2 separate regions of the Homo sapiens genome follow, and region 1 is linked to region 2. Evidence: chromatin contacts called from ENCODE Hi-C data. All regions are on one chromosome and are shown on one strand. The core of a region is the stretch at or near the end of the contact, and the rest is flanking DNA. Distances in the headings are between cores, read along the strand shown.

Region 1 (6,764 bases), core at 701-3,200, 580 kb after region 2:
CCTGTTTTTATTTAGGCTTCCTCATTTGCACCTCCTCCTTTGAGGTAGAGAAGAGGGGAACTGGGACGACCTTTCGTGGGCACCAGGATGGGGGCGTTGCAGGGCGGGGAGACGGGGGTCCAGAGAACCGGGGAAGGGCCGCTGGGAGGTCCCGAAAAGTGCGCTGTGGGTGGGGCGAGGGTGAAGCAGGTAGGGGCGAGATTTCCGGGGTCGCGGGTGGGGGGCGCCCTGGAGCGGCCAAGGTGCAGGGTCCTCGCGTGGCACCCTTGGGATCTGCCCAGTTTGCGGATGGAGCGCGGGGCTGATCGGGCAGGTCTCACTTGTGCAGGTGTTCCCTGGAAGGTGGGACCTGCAGATCTTGAACCCCACCAGACTCCATCAAGGGGGCTTCTTCCCGCCGATTCCTGAGAAGTCCTACCTCTGAGATGCTGGGCACAGCCGCACGTGGATGTGGGCGGGTGTGCCGTGGGTTGGAGTGGGAAGGGGCAATTATTCCTCTCTCAGGGCTCTCGGAGGGGAAGGTTTACTGCTCCCTAGGGACTTTGAAACCAAGGGCTAACCCCCTGCTCTCTTCCAGGAGAGTGGGATACCGCCCGGGTGCCTGACGGTGCCTTGGTGTTCTTGACAATTGAATGGTACCATCGGGACATTACTCCCCAAAGAACTGGTCGTTCTTACCTAGGTGATTTCAGCTGGACAACTGTAGGAGCTGAGTGGTGTTGTCTTCATTTTACAGTTAAGGAAACGAAGGCTCAGAAAAGTTAAATAACTCACCAACCCACACAGTTTACAAGTAGTTTCTCCAGGATCCCAGCTCTTTCCGACGCCAGCGCGTTTAATCATCTGGGGGTGCCGTTGCTTGCGGGGGAAGGAGAATGTCCTAGTAATTCTCTTGGGGGGGATTTGGAGGGGACGACTGTTCAGAGAGGCACCCTCTAAGATACCCTTGAGACTCCTCTGTAACACCCGCTGCTGCTGTTCACACCCCCTCCCCAATTTGATTGATGTGTTGAGTGGGGCGGAAGGTTCTTTTGGTTGATGAGGCTGCGACCAAACGCAAGGAGATATAAATAGAGCTTTCTCTTTGGCTCTCTCTAGAGCAGAAATGCCAACCCCTTAGCATTTCCATGGCCTGCTGGAGTTTCATTTCTTGATATTAGGATTCCAGCCATCTTGGCTGGTGAGAGGCCTGCTGGCGGCTTCCTGGGCTTGGTCCTCTTTTGGTGCTTTCACAGAATGATGGAAGACACTGGAGTGGGCTGGAGGAGTGCTCTTAAAACCCAGTTGTGGCTGAGAGCGGTAGCTCATACCTGTCATCCCAGTGCTTTGGGAGGCCCAGACGGGAGGATCACTTGAAGCCAGGAGTTCAAGGTTGCAGTAAGCTATTACAGTGCCACTGCGCTCCAGCCTGGGTGACAGAGCAAGAGCCCATCTCTGAGAAACATAATACAACAACCCAGTTGCCTGCTCCAGAGACAACTAAGCTAGCCTCCTTCTGAGCCCCACTTCCCCCGCCCTTCAGCCCCTGTTCAGAAACAGACTACATTGGCCACACTACTCACTTAGATGTTTCTGGAATTAGGGCACGTGCCCCAGAGGTACTCCCGACCACGCAGATGTCCCCTTCTGGCAGGAAAAGCGCGTTTCTGCGTTTCTGCAGCCTCAGTCCACGCCGCCAGGTCTTTGCACTAAGCTGTGGGCTCCGTTTCTCCTCCGATACCATGTTTAGCAAGTGTTTCCTGAGATCACACGGGGTGCCAGGGGCTGTGCTAAGAACAGGGCAGGCAGACTGGGAGGGCATCAGCCCCTGGGGGGCTTACAGGACAGACAGTCCACCAATGGTTGTGCGAAAGCCAGCCCGCTTTCGCACAACTGTCCGATGGAATTCATGGAGGTGGGAGTGGGGATGGTGAGAGTCGGTTCCTGCTTCATCTTGTTTTACTTAAATTGCACAGTGAAAGGGAGAAGTGAATGTGCAACGGATGAAGCAATTCCCCTTTGGCTGGGTTATTTTCAAAACCATTTTTGTGTAGAGAGCAGTTCCCGCCCTCCCTGAGGCCAGCTGCCGGTGTGGGCCTGATGGTGGGGTTTGGGGCCCCAGCAAATGTTTCCTTAACGTGGGACCTTCAGAAGGCTCTTTCAGGCTGGGCGCGGTGGCTCACGCCTGTAATTCCAGCACTTTGGGAGGCCGAGGTGGGCGGATCACTTGAGGTCAGGAGTTCAAGACCATCTTGGCCAACATGGTGAATATCTGTCTCTACGAAAAATGCAAAAAAAAAAAATTAGCTGGGCGTGGTGATGAGCACCTGTAATCCCAGCTACTTGGGAGGTGGAGGCAGGAGAATCGCTTCAATCCGGGAGGTGGAGGTTGCAGTGTGCTGAGATTGTGCCACTGCACTCCAGCCTGGGCAACAGAGTGAGACTACATTTCAAAAAAAAAAAAAAGAAAAAAAAGCTCTTTCAGCCAGGAGGGTGGCTTCAGCTACTCCCCAGGGGACAAGTGTGTTTTTCAGCAAAGCTGTTAGAGAAGATGGTCTAGAAGCAGTACCCCGGGATGGAGGAGACAAGGAAGGGCCCTATCCACTGGAGGATGGCAGAGCCTGGCTTGTTTGAAAGGGAGGAAAATATTGTCATCTTGGTACCGGTGACAGTGTTTCATAAATAGCGAAGGTGGCAAAACGCCACCTCTCTCCCTACAGTTAACGCTAAGACTGAGTTGTCTTTAGTTTGGTTGGTGGAAATCCCCGGCAATCATAGCAGAAATGCTGCCAGTTTCAAGATGGAAAAAATAAAAAACCCAGGAACCCCCCGCCCCCCCCCCTTTTTTATTGCAGCTAAACACTGTGACTTGCTGTGGGTCCTACCAAAATAACGGCCATTCTCCCCTCCCTGAGGGCCAGCACAGTCCCTAGGGCCTGTGAAAGTTCCCCTTCCAGCTGCACTGGCTGGATATGCGTGAAACTCCCCTCCCTCCCCAGAAGTCACAACCTTACCACCTCGGATAAGGGTCAGGGCTCCTGGAAATGGGTCCCTTTTCCTATTACTTTCTTTCTTTTTTCTTCTTTTTTTTTTTTTTTTTTGAGACGGAGTCTCGCTTTGTCGCCCAGGCTGGAGTGCAATGGTGTGATCTCGGCCCACTGCAACCTCTGCCTCCAGGTTCAAGCGATTCTCCCACCTCAGCCTCCTGAGTAGCTGGAATTACAGATGTGCGCCACTATGGCCAGCTATTTTTAGTATTTTTAGCAGTGACGGTGTTTTGCCATGTTGGCCAGGCTGGTCTCGAACTCCTGACCTTAGGTGATCTGCCCACCTTGGCCTCCCAGAGCGCTAGGATTAAAGGCGTGAGCCACCATGCGCGGCCTTCCTATTACATTCTGAGCACAGGGGGAGTGATCAGAGTGAAGGGTGTGGCATTTCCAAAGTGGTATTTCGGTTGGCTTCTGTTTCACTCATATTGGGGGAAATTGCTTCCACTTAGAGAAAATGCCGGAAGAGTGGGCGGTGCCAGGAGTAGGGTGGGGGAGGAGGAGATGCAGAAAGGGATAGACCTATTTGGGATTTTTGGTCCTGGAGGGATGCTGTACGGGTTAAGTATCCCTTATCCAAAATGCTTGGGACCAGAAATGGGGTGGAGTTTGGATTTTGGAATATTTGCATTATATGCTTACCAACTGACCATTCCAAATCCAAATATCTGACATCTGAAATGCTCCAAGGAGCTTTGTATTTGATCATGATGGCACTCAAAAATTTTGGATTTTGGAACGTTGTAGATTTCAGATTTGGGATGCTCAACCAGTGTTAACCTCCTGTGGTTGCTGTAACAAATGACCTCAAACTTTGTGGCTTAAAACAGAAACGTGCATGCTTATAGTTTCAGCTACTTGGGAGGCTGAGGTGGGAGGATCACTTGTGCCCAGGAGTTTGAGGCTGCAGTGAGCCATGATTGAGCCTGTGAGTAGCCATGGCACTACAACTTGGGCAACATTGCGAGATCCTGTCACTAAAAGAAAACAACAGCAATGGGCCGGGTGTGATAGCTCACGCCTGTAATCCCAGCACTTTGGGAGGCTGAGGCGGGTGGATCACCTGAGGTCAGGAGTTCAAGACCAGCCTGGCCAACATGGTGAAGCCCCGTCTCTACTAAAAATTCAAAAATTAGCCAGGCGTGGTGGCACGTGCCTGTAGTCCCAGCTATTCGGGAGGCTGAGACAGGAGAATTACTTGAACCCAGGAGGCAGAGGTTGTAGTGAGCTGAGATTGTGCCACTGCACTCCAGCCTGGGTGACAGAGCGAGACTCCATCTCAAAAAAAAAAAAAAAAAAAAATGTATTCTCTCACAGTTCTGGAGGCCAGAAGTTAAAAATTAAGGCATCAGCAAGGCCTCGCTCCCTCTGGGGGCTGTAGGGGGAGAATCCTGCTTTGCTCTTCCTTCTGGGGGCTCCAGCGTATCTTGGCCTGTGGCTGCATCACTCCAGTCTCTGCCTCCGTCTTCACAAGGGCATCTCCTCCGTGTGTCTGGGTCTCCGTCTGTCTCTTTTAAGGACACTTCTTGTTGGATTTAGGGCTCCCTCAGATAATTCAGATAGAAATCATTTCAAGATCCTTAACTTACTTACATCTGCAAAGACCCATTTTCCACATTATTATTTTTCCAGATAATGTCCAGGTCCTGGGGGTTAAGACCTATCTTTGTGGGGGCCACCAATCAGCCCGCTTACAGATAAACAGGAATGTCTTTCTGTATTTTCTGGGGACGGTGGGAAGTGCGGTTATCTTTGCAGGGAAGCCGCCCTGTTCTGCCACTTTCCCCTGGGTGACTTTAGGCAAAGATGTCAGAGTCCCTGGTGGTCTCTGCTGGACCATTGACCCCAGCCTCCTTCCTGCTTTCCGTTCCCCAACTTTTATGAACTGGCAGTCCCCACCTCACCCCCAACCTCCTGGGGTCCCAGGAGCAGAAAACTTCTGGAGCTCAGGAGGAGAAATGCTTCTCTTACTTTCCCTCCCCAACAAACTCCTCCCTCTTTATCTTCAACAACAGTCCCTGCCCTCCGCAGCCCATTCCCAGCCCAGGGCTACTCTCTCTCTCTCTGAGGTCACACAGCCCCTCACATTTTGAAATTTCATCTGTTGGGCAGAGGTGGGGGGAGGGCTCAGATGGTGACACAGACACTGCTCTGTTCCCACCTCTTACCCCAGGACATGGTATGGGGCTGGTGGCACTGGGAGGGGTTTGGGGAGCCCCATTAATCATTGAAGTTTGTAGGAGGGGTGGATAAGGACATGGGAGAATGATTGGGTGAGGTGCTCCAGGGCTCTCTGGAAGGGCTGGGCCCCCCCCTTGCATCAGCCACAGTGGGGGCATTGCTCTTTTCTATGTTGGTCATGAAATCTGGAAGAAGTGCTTTCTTATCAATAGAGAAGCATAATCAGCCTTGTTTTTGAAACTTTGGAAAACCATTTATGGCTGGGCATGGTGGTTCATGCTTGTATTCCTAATGCTTTGGGAAGCTAAGGAAGGAGGATCACTTGAGCCCAGGAGTTTGAGACCAGCCTGGGCAACATAGTAAGACCCCCATCTCTGCAAAAAATAAAAATAAATTAGCTGGGCCTTGTGATGCACGCCTGTAGCCCCAGCTATGTGGAAGACTGAGGTGGGAGGATTACTTGAGTCCAGGAGTTTAAGGCTGCAGTGAGCTATGGTTGCAACACTGCACTCTAGCCTGCGTGACAGAGCGAGACCCTGTCTCAAAAAAAAAAAAAAAAAAGTCATTTATGTCCAGGTGAGGGTGGGGCTGGGTGAGGTGGTGGTTTTAGGGGGATTGCCACGTGGGAGAAAATGTACTGTCTTTGGAGTCAGCTGAACTGGGTTTTTTCCCAGCCACATTTTTTTTTTTTTTTTTTTTTTTGGTGAGGCAGAGTCTCCCTGTGTCACCCAGGCTGGAGTGCAGTGGTGGGATCTTGGCTCACTGCAACCTCTGCCTCCAAGGTTCAGGAGATTCTCCTGCCTCAGCCTCCCGAGTAGCTGAGATTACAGGCACATGCCACTATACCTGGCTAATTTTTGTATTTTTAGTAGAGACAGGGTTTCGCCATATTGGCCAGGCTGGTCTCAAACTCCTGACCTCAGGTGATCTACCTGCCTCGGCCTCCCAAAGTGCTGGGCCTGGCCACCAAGCCACTTTTTATCTGCTGGGTGACCTTGGGCAAGTCACTTAACCCATCAGAACCTCAGAGTCCAGTTGTAACACTGAGACAGCAATACCTACCTGTTAGTCTTGAGGATTTTGTATATTATCCTGTGTAAAGTGCCAGGCACATAGCAATCCATGCAGTGTCTGCAAAGGAGCTGGTGTGGAGTGGATTAGAAACAGAAGTCATGTATCATCATCCCTCTAGCCCAACACAGCGGTTGCCCATTTGGGTATCCTTTCCATTAACTTCTTTTGGATGTGCATTTTAACTTAGTTGTAATTATGAGAACACATGGACACAGGGAGGGGAACAACACACACTGGGGCTTGTGAGGGTGGGGTAGGGGGTGGGAGAGCATCAGGATAAATAGCTAATGCACGCGGGGCTTAATACCTAGGTGATGGGTTGATAGGTACAGCAAACCACCGTAGCACACGTTTACCTATGCAACAAACCTGCACGTCCTGCACATGTACCCCAGCACTTAAAATAAAAAATAATTTAGTCGTAATTAGTAGGCATATGCTTTTTATCTTAATTTTCATGTTTTAATTGTAAAATATACATAA
Region 2 (6,970 bases), core at 3,564-6,063:
CTGTAAACCAAAAAGTATCTGAGACAGGTCTCAATCAATTTAGAAGTCTATTTTGCCAAGGTTAAGGACATGCCCAGAAGAAAAAAGCAGAATCTCAGAAATAGTCTGTGGTCTGTGCCTTTCTCCAAAGATGATTTTGAGGGCGTCGATATTTAAAGAAAAGCTGGCTGGAGGGGAAAGAGGGAGAGTATGGTAACCTACATGTTACAAGAGAAAAGGTACAAGTAGAGGAATCAGCAATTACATGTCTGTCTCTTGCTCAGTAAATCAGCACTTTACATAAAGTGAGGTGAACACAGAGTAGCTACTTGTGGGGATACTTAACCTTTTATCTGTCGCTGTCTGCTTAGGAACATAAGGAAAGACAGCTCCTTGCATGACTCAGCTTTCAGCTTAATTTTGTTTTTCCTTTTTGGCAGAGTGAATTGGGGTCCTGAGTTTTTTATTTTCCTTTACACAACATATGAAGACCTTAAAGAGAAAACGCTGAAAATTCTGCAGGGCTCTGGGCTGGTTTTGTGATTTCAAGAAGCGCTTTCTCCTGTAATCCCAGCATTTTGGGAGGCTGAGGCAGGAGGATCGCTTGAGCCCAGGAGTTCGAGACCAGCCTGGGCAACACAGTGAGACCTTATCTCTACAAATAATCAAAAATTATCTGGGTGTGGTGGTGTGCACCTATAGTCCCAGCTACTTGAGAGGCTGAGGCAGAAGAATTGCTTGAGCCAGGAACTTCAGGCTGCAGTGAGATGTGACTGAGCCACAGAACTCGGCTTGAGCAACAGAGTGAGATCCCATCTCAAAAAACAAAACAAAAAAAAAAAGAAGTGCTTTCCAAGCTTTCTGTGGAGTCCTAATTAGGGAAAAGGAGTCAGGTTGGCAGCACCAGGGGAAAGCAAAAGAGAAAGCAAATAAGCTATAAATCTGCCTCTCTTCATGGTCCACAACAGATAAACAAAGAGGAAGCAGATGAGTTATAGGTCTGTCTGTGTTTATGTCCCAGGAAGTGTAGCCCTCCTGAGCAAATAACACACATAACTCACAGACTTCCCGTTTCACATCAAACACCTCAATTTATCAAACATCCCGGTTGACAGAAGAAGGCAGGTTAGCTCCTGCAGCCGTGGCGTAATCCAACATCCCAAGAGCCATCCTATAAAATCTCCAGCAAGCCTGTTTCCTTGCAGTCCGCTCCTCTTCTGCTGATACCGCCCGTTGCCTCCTTGCAACATATTTTCCTACTTTCTCTAATAAATCTATCTTTCTCTACCTACAACTGTCTTGGTAAATTCTTTTACTCCCGTGCCACTGGCCCAGACAGTTGTCACTCCCCTGTGACCCTTTCAATAATCTTAAACTAAATGGTGGAGTTAGCAGGACAGTTGAAGATATTTTCATATGTAATTTGTTTGTTTTAATTGATTATAGCCTGCATTGGATTTTCAATTTTTTTTTTTTGAGACGAAGTCTCACTCTTGTCCCCCAGGCTGGAGTGCAATGGCATGATCTCAACTCACTGTAACCTCGGCCTCCCAAGTTCAAGTGATTCTCCTGCCTCAACCTCCCAAGTAGTTGGGATTACAGGCACCTGCCACCATGCCCAGCTAATTTTTGTATTTTTAGTAGAAACGGGGTTTCACCATGTTGGTCAAGCTGGTCTCGAACTCCTGACCTGAGGTGATCCACCCACCTCGGCCTCCCAAAGTGCTGGGATTACAGGCGTGAGCCACCGCGCCCGGCATTTTTTTTTTTTTGAGACGGAGTCTCACAGTGTTGCCCAGGCTGGGGTGCAGTGGCACAATCTCAGCTCACTGCAACCTCCACCTCCCAGATTCAAGCGATTCTCTTGCCTCAGCCTCCCGAGTAACTGGAATTACAGACGCACGCCACTACGCCTGGCTAATTTTTGTATTTTTAGTAGAGGCGGGGTTTCGCCATGTTGGCCAGGCTGTTCTAGAACTCCTGACCTCAAATGATCTGACCGCCTCGGCCTCCCAAAGTGCTGGGATTACAGGCGTGAGCCACTGCACCTGGCCGGATTTTCAATTTTGATGAAACAGCTCTACTAGGAGTGAAAGGCCCAAAGACCCTAATCTGAGAAGAGAAAGCAGAAGTTCCCCCAGGCGATGGAGATCTGCCCTAGCTGCTGTGCTTATCAAGACTGCATTTATACTTGTTTGTGTTCAGATTGTAAAACCGCATAGGATTCAAGTGGTCCTTGCCAGTCATTTCTCCCCTTAAGCCCTGTTATTTTGATGTGCCACTTGGCAGAATGTCATGTTCTTTAGGAACAGGTATATCACATGATAGCAGAAATGCCTATATGTGCCTTTGATGCACAAAACGGGGTTGCTATCAAGGTGGTGTCTATATTTGGCTTGCTTGATTGATGGGGAGAGGAAATGGCTCTTGGCCACACCCATTTATTAATCTAAAGGAAAAAACTGAGGTGAAATCCATACAAGTAGAGAGTTTATTTGGGCCAAGTTTGAGGACTGCAACCCAGGAGCATAGATTCAAGTTGCCCTGAATTTATGTTCCTATCAGCAATAGTTACAAGTGTGGTGTTTTTTTTGTTTTTTTTTTTGAGATGCAGTCTCACTCTTGTTGCCCAGACTGGAATGCAGTGGCGTGATCTCGGCTCACTGCAACCTCCGTCTCCCGGGTTCAAGCGATTCTTCTGCCTCAGCCTCCCTAGTAGCTGGGATTACAGGCGCCTGCCACCACGCATGGCTAATTTTGTATTTTTAGTAGAGATAGGGTTTCACCATGTTGGCCAGGCTGGTCTCGAACTCCTGACCTCGTGATCCGCTCGCCTCAGCCTCCCAAAGTGCTGGGATTATAGGCATGAGCCACCATGCCAAGCCTTACAAGTGGGTTTTTAAAAGAAAAAAGGAAGGCTGGACATGGTGGCCCATGCCTATAATCCCAGCACTTTGGGAGGCTGAGGCAGGCAGATCGCTTGAGCTCAGGAGTTCAAGACTAGTCTGGCCAAAATGGTAAGATACCGTCTCTACAAAAATACAAAAATTAGCCAGGCATGGTGCTGCATGCCTGTAGTCCCAGCCACTTGGGAGGCTAGAGTGGAAGGATTGCTTGAGCCTGGGAGGTGGAGGTTGCAGTGAACTGAGATAGCGCCACTGCACTCCTGCCTGGGCAACAGAGTCAAAACCTGTCTCAAAAAAAAAAAAAGCAAAAAAAAAAGAACACAAAAAAACAAAAAAAAAACCCCCAGAAAAGTCTGGACGCAGTGGCTCACGCCTGTAATCCCAGCACTTTGGGAGGCTGAGGCAGGTGGATCGCCTGAGGTCAGGAGTTCAAGACCAGCCTGGCCAACATAGTGAAACCCCATCTCCACTAAAAATACAAAAAAAAAAAGAAAAAAATTAGCTGGGCTTGGTGGCAGGCACCTGTAATTCCAGCTACTCGGGAGGCTGAGGCGGGAGAATCATTTGAACCTGGTTGCAGTGAGCCGAGATCATTCCATTGCACTCCAGCCTGGGCAACAAGGGTGAAACAGGGAGAGAGGGAGGGAGGGAGAGAGGGAGGGAGGGAGGGAAAGAAGGGGAAGAAGGAAGGAAGGAAGGAAGGACAGGAGGGAGGGAGGGGCAATGGGAGTGTTGGTCCTGATCCAGACCCCAAGAGAAGGTTCTTGGACTTTGTGTGAGAAAGAATTCAGGGTGAGTCCATAGAGTAAGGTGAAAGCAAGTTTATTAAGAAAGTAAAGAAATAAAAAAAAGGCTACTCCACAGGCAGAGCAGTGGCCTGGGCTGCTCAACTGATTATATTTATAATTAGTTCTTGTTCTTTGCTAAACAAGGGGAGGATTATCCACTAGTTTTCTGGGAAAGGGGTGGACAGTTCCCCGGAGCTGAGGGCTCCTCCCGCTTTTAGGCCATATAGGGTAACTTCCTGAGGTTGCCATGGCATTTGTAAATTGTCATGGCACTGGTGGGAATGTCTCTTAGCATGCTAATGTATTATAATTAGCATATAATGACAGTGAGGACAACCAGAGGTCACTTCCATCACCATCTTGGTTTCGGTGGGTTTTTGTGGCTTCTTTACCACATCCTTTCATCAGCAAGGTTTTTGTGACCTTGTGCTGACTTCTTATTTCATCCTGTGACTAAGAATGCCTAAACCTCCTGGGAATGCAGCCCAGTAGGTCTCAGCCTCACTTTACTCGGTCCCTATTCAAGATGGAGTCGCTCTGGTTCCAATGCCTCTGACAGGAGGCGGGAAAGGGAGAGAAGACTTTGTATTGGGTACAGTGTACAGCGCTTGGGTGATGGGTGCACCCAAATCCCAGAAATTACCACTAACGAATTTATCCATGTAACCAAGAACCACTTGTATCCCCAAAAACTATTGAAAAACATTTCATTTAAAGAAGAGACAGTTCTTTACCAAGAATTTACATCAAAACCATGTAAACTGTAGATCCACACTACATTGTTCTTTGTACCATGAATTCCAAAACCCTGAAGAAAATGGGTGAGGCAGCTATCAGGAACAAAGTGTCGTCAAATAGCTGCCCTGGACATGGGTGGGGAAGTGACTCAAGTTCCCACTCACGTCTCTCTGGGCCTAATAAATTTTGCGAACCTCACAGGGCTCACACTGCTCAGCTGTTTTTCTTTTCCCACATTCCAGATTTAGATAAGGAAGGAATCATTAACAGATTCAGAGTGGACCTGACCACCCCACAGTGCCCTTGCTTTGCTTTTGGCACAGGCAGTGTATCTCGTCTGGGGAAGGGAGAGGAGTGCATCCAGTCGGTTGACACAGGACCTCCCAACCCCAGTGCCCACGCGCGGTGTCTCCCTCTTCCTCTTCTGTGAAAAGCCACACCCCACCTTGGGCATGCCACCTGGCCGCCGGAACCCAAGTCTGCAGGGAGGGTCCAGAAAACGTGCGCCTTCCAAGTTTATCTTCCTTCAGGAGCCAGTTCTGTATTCTGTCCTCACTTGAGCTCCCTTCCAAGCTCCTACTAGATGTCCCCGAGGCAGAGAGATTGTTGATCACGCTCTGATATGCCTGGGGTGTAAACTTCAGAGACATGACAAGGTGCCTATGTGTTTTCTCACCAAGAACAGAATTTGACCTCGCCTATCAGAGAGTGCACGTGCACAGGAAGGGCGTGCTCCTGGAGAAGCACAGGCAGAAGACGTGAAAGCCGGAGCAGCAGAGGCTCTTCAGGACCCAAGGGGCTTCTGTCGGTTACACATTACCCTGGATAGACACTCCTCTTTTTATTTTTGATTTATTTCTTTATTTTGTTGAGACAGAGTCTCATTCTGTCACCCAGGCTGGAGTACAGTGGCGTGATCTTGGCTCCCTGCAACATTTGCCTCCTAGGCTCAAGTGATTCTCCTGCCTCAGCCTCCCAAATAGCTGGGATTACAGACGTGAGCCACCATGCTTAGCTAATTTTTTGAATTTTTAGTAGAGACGGGGTTTCACCATGTTGGCCAGGCTGATCTCAAACTCCCGACCTCAGGTGATCTGCCCACCTTGGCCTCCCAAAGTGCTGGGATTACAGGCGTGAGCCACCACGCCCAGCCGATATCCCTCTTTTTAAAAACATCATAACATAAAACTTATCATTTTAACTGTACATTTTTAAATAAATGTACCAGTTGAGTTGTGGTAAGTATATTCACATTGTTATGAAACAGATCTCCAGAACCTTTTCATCTTGCAAAACTGAAACTCCGTCCCCATTAAACAACTACTCCCCATTTTCCCTCCCCAAAGTCCCTGGCAACCACCATTCTACTTTTCTGCTTCTACGAATTTGGGCACTCACAATACCTCATGTAAGTAGGATCATGCAGTATTTGCTTTTTTGTAACTGATTTCCGAAGACTTAGAGCATGTCTTCATGAGTCCTTCATGCTGTAACATGGAACAAGATTGCCTTGCTCTCTGAGGCTGGATCATACTCCACTGTGCACACACCACATCTGGTTTACCCATTTATCTGTCAGGTTACTTGGGTTGCTTCTATTAATACCTTTGGCAATTGTGAGAAATGCAGCTATGCGCATGGGTGTACAAGTATCTCGCTGAGCCCCCGTTTTCAATTATTTTGGATATATACCCAGAAGTGGGATCACTGGATCACATGATAATTCTATTTTTAATTTTTTTTAGGAATTACCGTTCTGTTTTCCACAGTAGCTACGCCATTTTACGTTCTCACCAACAGTATATAAGAGTTTCAATTTCTCCACATCCTCACCAGCACTTGTTATTTTCTGGGCTGTGGTTGCTGTTATCGTTGTTTTTGGTAGTAGCCATCCTAACAGGTGTGAGGTGAGCTCTCATTGTGGTTTTGATTTGCATTTCCCTAATGATGAGTGACGTTGAGCATCTTTTCACATTCGTGTTGGCCGTCTGTACATCTTTGGAGAAATGTCTATTCAAGTTCTTTCCTAATGAGACCACTCTCTTTGACCACAGAAAATGAGACCAGGCAGGCCATAAATAATATCCAGTGATGTGCAGGAGCCAGCTTATATATAATGTGAAAACAAATAATTCAAAATCAAAGCTGTTGGAAACTGGAATTATTTTGAGTCTTAAAGGAATGTGCTTATGGGACCTTTAATCCCTCTCGCCTGGGGCGATAGGTGTGAGTCACTCCGCCTGGCCTTGAATAAACTCCTTTAAACTGGATTCTGATCCTTTCAATTATTTCAGGTTGCCAATAACCTCATCAAAATGAAAAAGTGGTGGGTGAGGTTGCTCACGCCTGCAAACTCAGCACCTCAGAGGCTGAGGTAGGCAAATCACTCGAGCTCAGGAGTTAAGACTGGCCTGGACAATGTGGTGAAACATCATCTCTACAAAAAATACTAAAAACAAATAAACAAACAAAAAAAATTAGCTGAGGGTGGTGGCACATGCCCTTGTTCCCAGCTACTCAAGAGGCTGAGGTGGGAGGATCACTTGAGCCTGACTGGTC

What was found. Hi-C counts contacts between places; a loop is a spot of excess contacts on that map. Pooled maps may share reads with other maps.
Region 1: a loop to region 2 is called in a pooled map, with 13 times the contacts of the local background. The contact joins the promoter of PIK3CD-AS1 here to the enhancer-like site in region 2. A Hi-C loop is called at or near these places in 6 of 37 single-sample maps with no recorded cell type and 2 of 50 pooled maps.

Annotation. Positions count from the first base shown.
Region 1 is chr1:9,652,636-9,659,399 of GRCh38, forward strand. PIK3CD-AS1 (PIK3CD antisense RNA 1) reads right to left here and starts at 1,951. Exons shown (of 2, transcript NR_027045.1): 1 at 1,563-1,951; 2 at 1-1,408. The region is part of intron 1 of PIK3CD (phosphatidylinositol-4,5-bisphosphate 3-kinase catalytic subunit delta); the gene reads left to right. RefSeq lists enhancers at 79-148, 1,289-1,338.
Region 2 is chr1:9,074,223-9,081,192 of GRCh38, forward strand. It overlaps a transcript of SLC2A5 not described here. Among named protein-coding and RNA genes, the nearest start is that of SLC2A5, 8.1 kb to the left of the region's middle. RefSeq lists an enhancer at 2,070-2,159. Within about 2 kb of position 4,814, at least 6 of the 41 ENCODE cell types and tissues checked have a DNase peak (open chromatin) inside an H3K27ac peak, as active enhancers do.